Linked DNA regions of Homo sapiens: region 1 is linked to region 2. A link is a contact called in ENCODE Hi-C or POLR2A ChIA-PET data. All regions are on one chromosome and are shown on one strand. The core of a region is the stretch at or near the end of the contact, and the rest is flanking DNA. Distances in the headings are between cores, read along the strand shown.

The links. Hi-C counts contacts between places; a loop is a spot of excess contacts on that map. ChIA-PET counts read pairs that join two places held with the same protein, here RNA polymerase II (POLR2A). Pooled maps may share reads with other maps.
Region 1: a pooled map shows a loop between it and region 2 (5-fold over the local background). The contact joins two enhancer-like sites. A Hi-C loop is called at or near these places in 1 of 37 single-sample maps with no recorded cell type and 2 of 50 pooled maps. POLR2A ChIA-PET finds 5 or more read pairs at or near these places in 1 of 52 experiments (OCI-LY7).

What each region holds. Positions count from the first base shown.
Region 1 is chr2:238,102,417-238,109,593 of GRCh38, reverse strand. It overlaps ESPNL (espin like), which reads right to left. Exons shown (of 9, transcript NM_194312.4): 3 at 4,752-4,938; 4 at 1,621-1,803. Among named protein-coding and RNA genes, the nearest start is that of ESPNL, 5.7 kb to the right of the region's middle. RefSeq lists enhancers at 1,124-2,034, 2,406-2,575, 2,035-2,944, 2,945-3,855, 6,877-7,046. Within about 2 kb of position 1,958, at least 5 of the 41 ENCODE cell types and tissues checked have a DNase peak (open chromatin) inside an H3K27ac peak, as active enhancers do.
Region 2 is chr2:237,739,034-237,746,514 of GRCh38, reverse strand. LRRFIP1 (LRR binding FLII interacting protein 1) reads right to left here. Exons shown (of 24, transcript NM_001137550.2): 11 at 7,206-7,283. Among named protein-coding and RNA genes, the nearest start is that of RBM44, 56 kb to the left of the region's middle. RefSeq lists enhancers at 1,562-1,611, 1,578-2,103, 5,515-5,809. Within about 2 kb of position 1,319, at least 13 of the 41 ENCODE cell types and tissues checked have a DNase peak (open chromatin) inside an H3K27ac peak, as active enhancers do.

The sequences.
Region 1 (7,177 bases), core at 709-3,208, 360 kb before region 2:
CTTGAGCCCAGAAGTTTGAGGCCTGCCTGGGCTCAGCACAGTGAGACTCCCATCTCTACAAAATTTTTTTAAAAAATTAGCTGGGCGTGGTGGCGTGCGCCTATAGTCCCAGCTACTCAGGAGGCTGAGGCAGGAGGATTGCTTGAGCCTAGGAGTTAGAGGTTGCACACGGTGATGACACGCTGTTGTGTGTTTTGAATTCCACAGTAAGAAATTTAAAAGGGAAGAAGTCTCTGTTTTGAGGCTTGAGTAATTTTCTTTTTACAGAGGGAAGCTGAGGAGCCAGAGGAGTCAGCTGATTTATTAAACTTCTTGGGCTGCTATCAAATATTTCATTTGAAAGAAGATTTTGCTGCTTTAAAAAAGCTTAAAAACCCCTGGCCAGGGGCCACTTACCCCTTCTGAGCCGAGTCTCCTGGGGCCTGCCTGAGCCACTCAGCAGAGCTCCTCCTGCCACCAGCCACCTGTCAGGGACATGCCTCCCAGGGCCTGCGGGTCACCCCTCCCCCCACTTCCTATCTCTGTCTAGGTTGGGGACAGAGACTGGGGAGACAGAGCTGGGTTGTGCAGAGCTGAGTGGACGGGGGATGGTGAGAGGAAGGGCGGTAGCTGGGGGGCCTCAGAGAAAGATGCTTTCAGCAGCGCTGCCGGGAGGGGGGATTGGGTTTCCTCTGCATTCTGCCAAAGGCTCAGCTCTGCAGGGAATGCGGTGCCTTCCGATGGCTCTGCGGCTGCACCGTGTGTGATTGTTTCAATGGCACTGCTGAGACTGGGTGACCCGGGGCCCCAGGAAGACCTTGGGTTCTAGCTGGGAGCAGTTGTCTAGACTTGCAGACCCAGAATGCGATGGTTGGTTGCACTTCCACTTAAAATCCCCCCAGACTAGCCTTGCAGAGGCCTGGAGCACGCTGCTGGCTCCCGACTGAGCAGCCTGGGCCCAGGAGGCTTTGGAAGAACGTGGGGAACCAGGAGACTTCATGGAGGTGAACAGACCCGACACTGCTCAGGACCGGATGGGGCTGGGGAGAAGTAAACTGTGTGCATTCTCCTGAGATGGGGCCTTGCCTTTAGATGAGGTCGACATCGGGTGGGCACCCGGGCAGGGCCAGCAGCTGATGGCTGCACCCACCCTCAAAGGCTGGGTGTGGTTCTGATGTTGTTGAACATTTGAATACCATCCCTGCCTACGTGGGGTTTTTGGATGTCGTGTCCTTGAGGCTGGGCCATGTGAGCCCCCAAGATTTATCTGGGTAATAGCAAAGGGGCTGACATCACACCCCTGCCACAGCTCTACTCGCAGGCTGCTCACAGCAGAGGGTCCGCCCCAAGGGCTGTTCTGAGAAGACTGTCACCAAGACCAAGCCCTGACCAGGCACGAGGGAGTTTCTGCGCGAAGGGAGGGAGGATGGTACGCAGGACGAGAGCATAGAGCTTGGATCTTGCCACTTGACCCTGGGATCTTGACCTTGGGCAAGTGACAGTGCCACTTAGAGCCTCAGTTTACCTATCTGTAAAAGAGGGTCATCACTCTTACAGGGTTGCTGTGAGGGTCAGTGACACAGCACTGGGCATGGCTGGCACTTGTGACTGCTCACCCTGTCTCCCTCACGCCCACCTTACCTCCATCTGCCCGTTCTCTGCTGCGTCGTGGAGGGGGGTCCCACCCCAGGAGTCTCTCAGGATGGGGGTACCCATGAGCAGGAGTCGGTCTAGAATGGGCGTGTGGCCGCCTCGGGCTGCAAAGTGCAGGGCCGTGGCCCCCTCATTGTCCCGTGCCGTGAGTCCGATGTCGGTGAATGTGACCTGGGGAAGGAGGGGCAGAGGGAGCAGCCATCCTCCCAGGGAGGAGGCACACAGAGTGGGAGGGGCTTGGAGCAGAAGTGAAAGTGGACTCTGGCTGTACCTCTCGGGGCACAGGGTACAACCTCAGGAAACCCCGGACAGGGCTGGCTGAGCACGTGCGTCCCCGTCACCCTGGGGCAGCAGGACCTCTGGGGTCCAGGTGGGGGTGAAGTGAGCGCAGTAGCTTAATTTGCAGACACCATGGTCCCAAATCTGAAAGCAAACATCATGGCAAATGAAAACACCTAGGGAAGAGTAAACATGTGTTTGCTATGAAGGAAGGAGAGGAGAGAAGGAAGGGAGGGAGGGGCGGGGAGGGAAGAACTTCATTTGGCCCGAGGGTGGCGCTGCCTCGTTGGGCATTTGCACTGAGCCCCTTTGCTGGAGCAGCGGGTCCTGTGGCCTCCCTCCAGGGCCTGGATTCGAGCCAGGCAATGAGGTTTGGGGCCCTGACCTGCCGGCCACCACCGCTGGAGCGACTTGAGGCCAGCCCTGCCTCTGGGGCCTCATCTGCCTTCTGAAGGGCCCCTGCTGTGGTCCACAGCACCAGCCAGGTGACAGTCCTCTACACTGACTTGCGGAAACCTGTGCAGCTGGGACAGACATGGGGCCTGGGCCTGCCAGTGGGACGCGGGGGTCTCCTAGGACAGCCTGCCTTCCTGACAGACGGGTGATGGGCGTGCTGGCTCCCCGCCTTCACCCTCCTTCCTGCCTTGAGTGTGCCCGCTTTCCCCACTGGGGAGGCCACGAGAACAGCAGAGCCGCCAGCAGCCCGTCGCCTTCGGTGTGAGTGCCTCCTAGCGCAGCCAGGGCGCTCCTGACTGATCAGTACTCAGAAGTGTCTGTTGGGCAAAGCACAATGAGCTGGAAACAGAGACAGGGACAGGGCTGCCGTGGGGCTCCTTCGCATCTGGAGTGGCCTCTCTGGCCCTGAGACCCCGAGGCCTGCCCGCTTTCTCCCCAGGAAGGCCGCTCATGCCTCAGCACAGTCCTAGGGGTTCAGTGGACACCCTGTTTCCCTCCCTCAGGACCCCCTGTGGTGAGCTGCTGCTGCTCTGCCCACTGTGTGCAGCCGCCGCTCATCCCAGGAGCCAGGCATAGTTTGGGAGGCTGAGGTCTGGAGTGAATGGGTCAGAACTGCTGGAGGGGCAAAGGGAGGATGGCCAGGGTGGGACCCAGGTCCAGAGAGCTTCCTTTGGGGTAGGCTGCTCCAGCAGGAGGAGCTGGAGAGGCAGCCCCGGGGTGGGGAGGGGCGCACTTGCAGGCGAGGCACCGGGAGGGGCTGCAGTCTCCACGAAGGGAGGCTAGAGGCCAATTCAGGCGGCCTTGGGGACAAAGTGGGCAGGCAGGCAGCAGCCTGAGGATCTTGGGGCCACGGGGAGCAGGCCAGCGCCATCCCGAGCGCCCGGGGACACGGTGAGCAGGCGGGACCCGTCCCAAGGGCCTCAGGGCCATGGTGAGCAGCAGGCGCCATCCTAAGGGACCAGGCCCCCTGTTCCTTCACTTGCCCACCCATTGCTTCAGTAAACATCTCCCGAGCCTGACTGCGTGCCAGGTGCGGGGAACGTAGCAGGTGGTGAAGTCCTGCACCCACGGAGCTCCTGGCGCCTACACGCCGGCTGGTGGAAACCACCACCAAGGCCAGGAGTCAGACACGCCGTGTGCCTGGTGCTGGTGCGCCGGTGGGGAGGAAAGCAGGAGTGAGGATGGTCGGGGCAGGCGGCTCCCCCCATAAACCAGCTGGGCAGGGAAGGCCCCAGGGGCAGCTGGGGAGCTGTGTGCCAGGCACAGGGTGCAGTGCATGCAAAGGCCCCGGGGGCAGAGCCAGCCTGGCTTGCTGGAGAAGGAGCTGGACTGAGTGGGTGGGAGCCAGGAGACAGGAGGCCCCAGGCAAGCATGGGAGGTCTGGGGGCAGGCAGCTCTCACTTCTCCATCAGCAGCCACAGTGACCTTCCAATATGCCAGTCAGATCCTACTGCTCCTGGCTCCGAGCCTTCCGTGGCTCCCCAGGACCCTCAGGAAAGAGCCCCGGTCCTCCCAGCGCCTCTGTCTGCCTTTCCTGCCCGCCCCCGGGCCCCATGGGCCAGGCTCTCCCCGCCTCTGAATGACCTGTGCCCCCCTCAGGAAGTTGCTTTGGGCCCCACTCCTTGTCCGGCCGCCTCCTGTCCATCCTCAGTTCTGCCCCCAAGTCCCCTCCTCAAAGAGGGCCTCCTCTACTCTTTTTTTTTTTTTTTTTTTTGAGACAGAGTCTCACTTTGTTGCCCAGGCTGGAGTTCAGTGGCGTGATCTTGGCTCACAGCAACCTCCGCCTCCCAGGTTCAAGCACTTCTCCTGCCTCAGCCTCCCGAGTAGCTGGGGTTACAGGTCCCACCTGCTCTGCTTTTCTGTTGTAGAGGCAGGAAGTCCCCAGCCCCCCCTTGAAGATGGCACCTCCCCAACCTCAGCCACTCTGCTCTGGGGTCTCAGGTCTTCCTTCCCCAAAGAGGCCAGAAGTGGAGGAAGGTGGGGGCTGGCCTGGGGATCTCAGGCGGCAGGGCCTGAACAAGTGGTCGAGTGGCCCAAACTGGGCACTGCTGGTGTGGGCGCAGACAAAGCACCCGGGCCACCACCAACTGTGAGAGCACCTGGGAGGCCTACCAGGACTTCCAGGGAGAGAGGGACTAGGAGAGCCCCAGGGGAGCCGTGGCACGACCCCACAGAGCAGAGTGCACTACAGGTGGTCAAAACTTCTGGGGCCCAGCCTGGCCGGAGCTGCAGATTCTCGGGAGCCATGGACCAGCTCATCGGATGCCCCAACAGCCCTGCGTGTCCCCAGTTCCCTCTGGAGCCCCCATCCAGGCTCCAGGCTCTGCTTGCTGGAGGGCCCACACTCCCTGGATGTCCCCTTCCCACCTCTGGCACCCACTTACCAGCCAGACGACGAGGGAGTAGTGGCCACGGGCGGCGGCAGCGTGCAGGGCGCTCATGCCATCGAGAGCACGAAGGTGCACGTCAGCGCCACAGTCCTTCACCAGGAACTGGGCCAGGTGCAGGTGGCCCTCCTGGCAGGCCAGGTAGAGTGGGGAGGCGCCACTGCGTGTCCGCCGGTTCACGCTGCTGCAGGGAAGGGAGGGTTTGGAGGCCCAGTCCCTGCCTATGGCTGAGCCCATCCCTCGGCTGCTTGGACTTCACCGCTGCCCCCTGGCCCTGCCCGTGATGACTGAGTTTCCCACATGCTTTCCAGCTGCTGCTGCGGGGTTCCCCCCTCCAGGTTGCTCCCCCAGGTGGCTGTGCAACCCCACTCTCCTATCCTGTCCTTTTCTGGGGACTCCTGGGTCCAGGTCTGAAACACGCATCTTCTTAGACCTGAGGGGTCACAGTCTTGGCTTCCAGGTTCTCAGTTGTCCCAGTGGAGGCCCAGGATTGACCCCCGACTCCCTTAGGGTTTCCCTCTGCCCTGTGCCCTGTGGCAGGTGGCGCTGGGTGCCTGGTAGCTGTGGAGCTGAGGGTTGCACTGGCTGGGCTGGGGTCACAGTGGCGGCGTGGAGGCAGGGCCAAAGTCACCGGGGAGGGTCAACTCTCGGGCTCGTGCCTGCTTTCCCGCCAAGCCTGCTGACCACGCCACCCTGTCCCAGACCCTCCACCTCCGGGCCCTTCCCCTCTCAGGAGGGGAAGCTGAGGAGTAATGAAGGGATCTCACGAGCACCCCCACACCTGCTCCCCACTTCTGATAGACGAATCTGAGCAACTCAGTGTCCACCCCAGAGGAGAGTCCAGTCACAGGCCTCAGCTGGCAGAGGGGAAACAGAGGCTGGGAGCTGATTTGTCCAGGGACTTGCACCTGGGTTTGAATTCCCCTCCCCTCACAAAGTCCCCCAGTACCAGCCCCCTAGCAGCCTCTCCCCTGCTCCTAGCAAGGGGGACACAGGACCTTGGTGGCTGCTTTCTGGCCTTGGACCACACAGGGATCGTCCCCTGCACCTGCAGAGCCTGAGGGTCCACTCCCTCATGGAATGTGCCCCAAAGGGCTGCCAGTATGCCTTGGTGCCCTTCTCAGGGGAGGATCCGTGCTTTCACCAGACTCTGCCAGGTGTCCTTGACTGCATCCAGGGTTGGAACAGGTGGTGTCCAGCGCGGTGGCTGGGAGCAGGCCATGATGCAGCCAGTGGGTCGGGGGCAACTGGAGGGGGCATGGTCTGGCCAGGGGCAGCCACCTCTCGGCTGCTGCTGGTCAATGCCAGGCGGGAACTAGGCCGGGGGTACAGGACCTTCCCATTTGTGTGTGCGTGTGTGCGTGTGTGTGTGCATATTAACATGAAGCCTCCTGGTTTTCTTCTTTTTTTTGAGACATGGTCTTGCTCTATCGCCCAGGCTGGAGTGCAGTGGCACAATCCCAGCTTACTGCAACCTCCGCCTCCCAGACTCAAGTGATCCTCCCACCTCAGCCTCCTGAGTTGCTGGGACTACAGGCAGTCACCACCATGCCTGGCTAATTTTTAAATAAATTTTTTTGTAGAGATGGAGGTCTCGCTACATTGCCCAGGCCAGTCTTGAATTCCTGGGCTCAAGCAATCCTCCAGCCCCAGCCTCCCAAGATGCTGGGATTACAGGCATGAGCCACTGTGCTCGGCCCAAGTCTCCCAGTTTTCAATGGTGGAAACTTCTTTAAAAGCCGTGTGGGTCTGAGAGAGACTGTGGCCAGCCAAGGCTGAGGGTGGTGTGGACGCTCTGGAGAAAAGCCACAGAAGCGAATCCCAAAGGCCTTTGCCAAGCAGTCCAGGATGGGAACACCCGGGAATGAGAACCCGATTCCACAAGCAAGCTGTCGGGGCTTGTCCTGGAGCTAAGGGGGTGTGGGGGACTGAGGCCTCTGGGGCAGCGACAGGAAAATGAGATGCTGCCTCGAAAAGAGAAGAGCCGTGGTCAGAGGTAGGTGGGTCCCTGGGGGACAGGAAGGTTCGCCCTCAGCCAAGACAGTAGGAGGCAGAGGGCCTGTTCCTATGACAACAGTGACCTTTGTAAGCAGGGCGAGGACTGGAGGAGCTTCCAGGTGGGGAGGGAGGCCATCTGCCTTACTGGCTGTCCTGACCCTGGTCCTTCCTCGTTGCCCATCCACTAATTCCAGCAGGGGGCACAGGGCCCCAGAGACGATGAGGCCAGCGCCCGGCTCTAGGGGTCCCAGCACAGGGGTGGGGCAGTGCAGAGGCAGCTCCAGCCTCTGTGTCCCCAAGTCCACTAGACAGTCCCCACTCCTGTCAGGTGATGGGAGGGTGCCCTCACAGGTTGCCAGCTGCCCACGTCCCCAGCTGTTTTAGGTCCCGAGATGCCCCCAGGTGGGGCCAGAGCTGCCCTGGGC
Region 2 (7,481 bases), core at 70-2,569:
GACTCTGATCAGATGGGCACCATCTCATTTGGCAGAGCCCCAGAAGCCCTGCAGCCATGTTGAGTTGTGAGGATGATTGGAGCAATTCAAGTGTGGTTCTCAACTTCACATGGAAAGAAAAATATTCCTGAAATATTTTTCAAATCAAAATTTCAAGGCCAGGCGCGGTAGCTCCTGTCTGTAATCCCAGTACTTTGGGAGGCCGAGGTGGGCAGATCATTTGAGGTCAGGAGTTCGAGACCAACCTGGCCAACACGGCGAAACCCTGTCTCTATTAAAATTACAAAAATTAGCTGTGTGTGGTGACATGCACCTGTAATCCCAGCTACTCAGGAGGTTGAGGCAGGAGAATCTCTTGAACCCAGGAGGTAGAGGTTGCAGTGAGCTGAGATCATGCCACTGCAATCCAGCCTGGGCGACAGAGTGTAACTCTGTCTCAAAAAAAAAAAAAATAAATAAAATAAAATAAATAAAATTTCAAAGAACAAGGAAATGTGAACTATCTATCTAGCACTTAGCGTGCTGGAGAATAAATTCATTAAATCTCCTGGGCCCAAAGCCTTTTATTCCTTAGAGTAAGTTAGTTTGCTGAACAAATATTAATAAGATGAAAATAAAGAGGCTAGTTTAACTCTTGGTGGGATATGAAAATCCAGTTTAATAGACTGCCAAACTACCACTGAAAAGCCTGTGGCATGTTTGCTCCACGGTGTAAAACGTATGTTTTCTGGCTGCTGGTCAGCAATGGATAAATACTGTGGAGAAATAAATGAAGCTCCAGGAATGCATTCGTTTACCTACAAAGATATCTGAGACCGTAAAAGAAGGGCCCACCCAAGCCCTTTTTTCTTTCTGGTATTTCTTGCAAGAAAGCTGAGAAAGAAAACACACGGGGTCCACAAACCTTGATTTTGGGGGGGCAGGGCTTTAACACATCTTTGTTCTGCATGGTTTTGCTTGTAACCGTCTACATCATTTGTTTTTATAATTTGTAAAATATCAAATAAGGGAAAAAACCCCAAAAACCATAGTTTGCTGTTTTTATCATTTTAAAAAAGTCCTTGCTCCGAAGAACACAACGGACTCAAAATAAAATCTGGGCATATTTTTAAGTAGAGACCATGCAGAGAAAAACTAAAAATTAAGCTCTTGTTGAAAGGTGATGGCAAATGAACGTCTAACCTATCTCTATTTTACATAGTAGAGTAAATTTCATTTTGTGTGTCTTCCGAATGAAAAAGGATTTGTCAGCTTTCCTCAAACACAGGAAGGCTATTCAGCCCCGTGGAAAGCCACGCAGCCCCACTCGTGTCCACCAGATGGCAGTGTGTCACAGCTGCAGGGGCCGGGCCCGGACAGAAGCCGCAGGCAGCAGAGTCCACCTTAACCAAGCCCCCTTTCCTAAGCCCTAGCAGAGCCAGGTAAGGAATCAGATGTTGTGTTTCATCTTGACATAAAGCACAGCACTTCCTCCCTAAAATGATGAAGAAATGGAAGACAAGAAAGGATTCTAAACACTGTCACGGCCACTGCATGGCATGGTGTGGGGGCCTGGAGGAGGTGGGCATGGTGCAGAGAGGGGTCCAGAGGACATGGTGGCTGCAGACGGTCCAGGCTGCTCTGCCCACCCACCTTAGCCCAGGACGGGAAAGCACCGGACCCCGCAGACAGTGGCCTCCTGCACGGGAAGGGCGACAGCGCCGAACACATTGCAGCCTGTTAGCTTCATGACTCTCGTATTCTGAGTGATACTAAACATTTCAGGTCAGGGTGAAAACGTCACACTAACAGGTTTACAAAGTATGTGTGTTGTATTTTACAGCCACAGCTGAGTGTATACAGACATCATTGAAAATCTACTGGAAACAGTCACTTCTAAAACACGTCTGTGGAAGTTTAGTTTACGTCAAGTTTCCTTTCAAAAACAAATGCTTCAAGGAGCACATTAAATATTTTATTAATTCCAACTTTCTAACACTGTGTCTAAAGGAGTTTGCTATCTAGGCTCCTGTACACACGATGCCTGGTGAGGCTAAAACGCTAAGTTTTCCATGTTCCAGCTGCCTGCCATTTTCCTAAAGAAAGAATATGTGGCACCTGTTCACGTACCCAGAGAGACCCTACTCAAGGGCCCAGGTACAAAAGGAACCTGTCCTCAACACCCAGCCAGGCAACACCAGACTTGGATGGAAAAAGGGATCACCGAAGCAACATCCTTGCGAGGTCCTTCTTGAGACACAAACAAACAGCAAACACTGCTCAGAAAACACCCATTTTAAGGGTAATTTTCCTTCACATTTAAATGATAGCACAGTCCACCACTAGGGTGACGGTTTTTGGTTTTAAATCCAATAATATTTACTTTAGCCTGAATGACTTATCTTTGAACTCTGGTGTTTGTAATTCAAGACCCGTTTTTCCACCTGGTCCCTGCCCCTGCCTCTTTGTGCAACAAAAAACATGAGTCAAAATAGTGTTGTTTTTCTAGTCCAAATGGGCAGAGATCTGAGTTCATTGCTCCTGTCTTCTCTGAGTACACGAGGGAAGATATGGACCCAGGCTGCCCTTGGGACATTCCTGATGGATGTTTCAGAAACGTGATGGCTTCACCAGGTTCCCAGTGAGATTTTGGGGCCTGGATGACCCAGATCTGTTGGCTTCACTAGGTGGAGTCACTCTGCTTGGGTGTGGCCCAAGCTCTGGCCGTCAAACCTCTGGATCCCAGCTCTCTCGAGGCACCTTTGCCTCCCCTCACACCCCCGCTGCTGGGCTTCACAACGTGTGATCACCCAACAAGCATCCGTCTGCCCCTGTCTGTGCGTCCCATGAGGGCTGGGGCAAGTCTGCATTTGCTCATACAACGGCCCTGTTTCTGGAACATTCTAGGTGCTCAATAAACACTGAATGAATGAGTGAAATAACTTCCTCAAGGAGAAGATCCTGGTCGTGCTGGAGAGGAAGAAAACACAGCTCATCCACAGCATGGGAGAAGATGAGAATGAGGTGAACAGTATTCTATGCCTGTCTTGAGATGGGGCTGATGCCCTCTCTGCTTTCCCAAGGACCCTGGGAGGACCAAGTGGGTGGAGAAAACTTGAAGTCTTGTCCCTGGTGGTGGTCTCTGGACACTGAAGCATTTTCATTTTCTCGAAGTGGGACAAGCAGTCACTTCCTTCATTCTGGTTACTACTGCCCTTTAACAGCACCACCCTCCCTCCCTCCCCTCTGATGGGTGTGACACACTCACCTGTGCACCTGTATCTCCCAAACCCAGGGCGGGACTCCCTACAGAGCCTGCAGGGCTGACCCTGACTTCATATTTTTCTTGTCCTCTGTCCTCACTCATACTGGCCCTGGATACGTGTCCCTGACGAAGTCCCCGGCCTGGGAGCATTTCCCATGAGCTCTCGCTACAACAACTGTATCCCATCCCTGGCTAACCCCAGCCAAGGAGAAATAAAGTAACCATATGTTTTTTTTTTGTTTTTTTGGGGGGGTTTCTTTTTGCTTTTTAAGGGTATCATGACCCCTCTTTCCAGGGGAAGCACAAGAAGTTTATGTGCCCAGCTAGATGTCCCAAGCCAGGAATGAGAGCTGTGACATCTGAACCCGGGTTCTGAAACTCCCTGCCTCAGAGCACTGCCTGCTCCATATGACCTCAAGGAAGGCCAGACTGGAGGGTCATTCACCTTTGCCACCACGCTTACACCAGGCCCTGCCCAAGACCTGTTGCTCCTCCCTCCCAGGCAGAAGGACCGGGGAGTCCTATCCAGGCTCTCCTGGCTTCTTCCCATCAACAAGGCCAAACACAACCACTAGCACTTTCTGTTGTCCCAGGAGATCCAAAATATACCAGCAATGGTGTAAATGTCCCAAGACAGAAAACAGAAATGGAGTCAATTTAGTATAAGAGGACCATGAGTTTTGGAAATTATGGAAATGAGCTAGCTTAGTTCTGTCTCCCAGGCTCTCTTCAGATACCAGGGATGCTGCCTGTGCTCACCGTCTTTCTATTCTCGACACGATCAATCAAGGGATACCGTAACACATCCGCGAGGGAACTGCCCTGCACTCTACAGAGACCTCTCTGCATTCTAAGAACCACATACGGGAGGTTTCATCAGATGTAAGGCACCCAGGATGAGATGGGGGACAGCCTTGTCCCTCACTGCGGGACTGACCTTTGTTCCCTAAGCGTGCCAACCAGCCCGCAATCAACTGACCTTTGCTAGTTGAGCAATCGATTCAGGGAAGGAAGAGCAGATACAAGGAGATCACCCACCCCCATCAGGTCCCAGGACGCCCAGGAAGGCTGAACTCACATCTTTCTGTTTATGATCATCTAATAAACCTGTGAGTAAATTTTATACAAATTTAGAAAACACATGACAAAGGAATTTGTATCATTTCAGTCTCTTCGGTCAATTTCGTATGACAAAGAAATTTGTGTCATTTCAATCTCTAAGTGACTATATTGAGCCCTGTTATTTTGAGACTTCATCATATGCTTGAATAAAGACAATGCTTAACAAAATCCAATTGTCATGTCTCACTGGAACCAGGCAGAGGGTACAGAGGGCATTAAGCGTGTTTGGGATTCACTGAAAGTAAAGCCACAACATTCTTCTGTCAATTGTAAATACTTATATTTTCTTTTCTTTCTTTTTTTTCTTTTTTCTTTTTTTTTTAGACGGAGCCTTGCCTTGTTGCCCAGGCTGGAGTGCAGTGGTGCGATCTCAGCTCACTGCAACCTCCACCTCCTGTATTCAAGTGATTCTTCAGCCTCAGCCTCCCAAGTAGCTGGGATTACAGGCATGCGCCACTACACCCGGCTAATTTTTGTATTTTTAGTAGAGATGGGATTTCTCCATGTTGGCCAGGCTGGTCTCCAACTCCTGACCTCAAGTGATCCACCTGCCTCAGCCTCCCAAAGTGCTGGGATTACAGGTGTGAGCCACCGCGCCTGGCAATACTTACATTTTCTTTTCTGAAAAGTGAGTGTGAGAAGACAAAGCAATCCTACACTAAATTTATTACGGAAAATGTTTCTTCCTGGTAGTTTTAAGTGATCACATAAGTCAGCTTATGTTTATTGCTCTACTATAGAGTATGAGATAATACAGAGATCCCAACTTTAAGGAAGACACAGCCTTGGGGGCTGGCCAGGCTTACTGAGTCTGTGATCTGAAATTCCTTGTTCACAACCATTTACTTTCAGTTATTTGAATAACAGCATCAAGACCAACTTGTCAGGTTTGAAAATGGGAAATCATGTCATAATGAACAGCTGAGTATCTTCCTGTTATTGCCTGATGCACTCTGGGGAGAGATTACTGGGGGGCGGTGTGCCCCTGGAGTTTGCATGGTAGCTGCCGCCTCGCACTCCCTGCACACATTTGGCTTCTCTCACTGCTGACTGCTGGGCTCTGGGATGGGGAGGGGTGGAACACAAACTCAAATGCCTGTGAGGCCAGGTGGGCAGAGCCAAATGTGTGACAAGAGTGGGTGTCTGCAACTTATACAGAGGGGAGAGTCTTCCCCCAGAGAAAGAGGCGCTGGCGTTGCAATGCCCACCCATATTGAACTCTATTTTCCTGCTCTCCATGGCTGGATGGAGGAGATAAACATTCCTCTAGCACAGGAAAGCCATGCTGCACAGTGATGAATGGCACCTGGGCCGTGGCCTCGGGGTCACGAAAATAGTGGGTGGGGTGGAGGCTGTGCAGTTCTGCAAGGCAGCCTCAGAGTCAAGTGGCCAGAGATCCTGGGTTTTCTTCCCCCAAAGAAGCTGATACCTGCATTTGCTGATACCTGAATGCAGGTATCAGGTGCGAGGTAGGAAACCTCACAGTTTTAAAAGACTGCATCTAATTTAAAACACAAACAAACCACCAGCACCACAATAGGAAAAGCCCGCCAAAAAAGGTACATCCACGCAAGCAGGAGGTCTCAGCGCTGCGACTTCTTGGTTGATTACTAGGAACGTTACAGAAATTGTAGGGATCAGCACGCTGAAGTATGGTGTTCAGTAACTAACTTAAGAGCCACATTTTAACTTCTCGATGGCTGGGAGAAGTTTTTGTTTTTGTTTTTGTTTTCTAGAGGCAGGGTCTCACTCTGTTGTCCAGGCTGAAATGCAGTGGCACTCATAGCTCATTGCAACCTCGAACTCCTGGGCTCAAGCAATCCTCCCACCTCAACCTCCTGAGTAGCTGCGACTACAGATGCGTGCCTCCACACCTGGCTAATTTTTTTTTTTTTTTTTACTGTTTAGAGATGGGGGGTCTTGCTATGTTGGCCAAACTGATCTCCAACTCCTGGCTTCAAGAAATCCTCTTGCCTCAGCCTCCCATGACGCTGGGATTACAGATGTGAGCCACCACACCCAGCTCAGGCTGGAAATTTTGATATGAGTGGAGACGAACAGGGAAGCCTTGCCCATCTTTGCTTTTTCTCCCCAAGGTTTCTCACTGGCTCTTGAGGGTGGGAACGCTGGTCTGGTCGTGCAGCCTGGAGCTGTTTCCCCGGCCATGTGCCCACCTCCCCTCCTCCATTCCCACAAGCCCCAGTCCAAAACCGTCCTGCAAACTCTTCCTTTAAAAAGAGTCATAGGGTCGCCTTCAAGCATCACATCAGGTAAAACTGTGTCAAATTCCAACAACCCAGGGGAAAACACACAATAATGAGACTTAACAAGCTGGGGATGACCTAATAGGGCTCCTATTTTCTGAAACAAAACTTGGGCCACGCTGAGTGACAAGCAGGATGCAGGGCTGCAAATCTGCACATTTCGAAGGATCTGAGAACCAGGAGGGTAACGAATGATTGGGGCCAAACTGGGAGCGTCCCGGGATCTACAGGCCACGCTTTACCTTAAACACTGTCGGGGTCTGATCACAGGTAACACTTCAAGCAAAGCATTAACAGTCAATACTTCAAATTTTTAAATCATAAAAAGAAAACCACACATCCGTGCACATGGCTATATTATTTTCTCCCTTTGTATAAAGTTTGCCTCCTCTAAGATCCCCATCTCTAAGCACAGCTAACAATTTCTTTTACGGTCCTTGAAAAGTTGAGCAATGTAATCCTAATAATATCACCGCAGAGTAATATTCTAAATTTGGAGACGTTGGAAGAGGAGGATAAGGGAAGGGGGAGGGAGGGTGACACTGAGTAGGAGCAAGGCCAGGAGGCCGACTTACCACAGGGCTGGCCCGGGCCGAGCTGGCCCTGGAGGAGGCGCGGGAGCTGGAGTTGAGGTGGCCGCTGTACTCCGAGGGCTGCCCACACAGCCACCGCCAGGACACGCAGCCAGAAACAAAGGAACAGGGTCAGCAAAGGAGCAAGGAGAATAGAGGCCGACAGAAAACATGCTGCAGTAAGTGGTGAGGTTAGCCACGCACGGCAAGGAAAAGAGAGTTAGGGTTAGACAGCAAACGCATATTCAAATCAGTGCTCGCTAAGAATAAAAAAGCCAA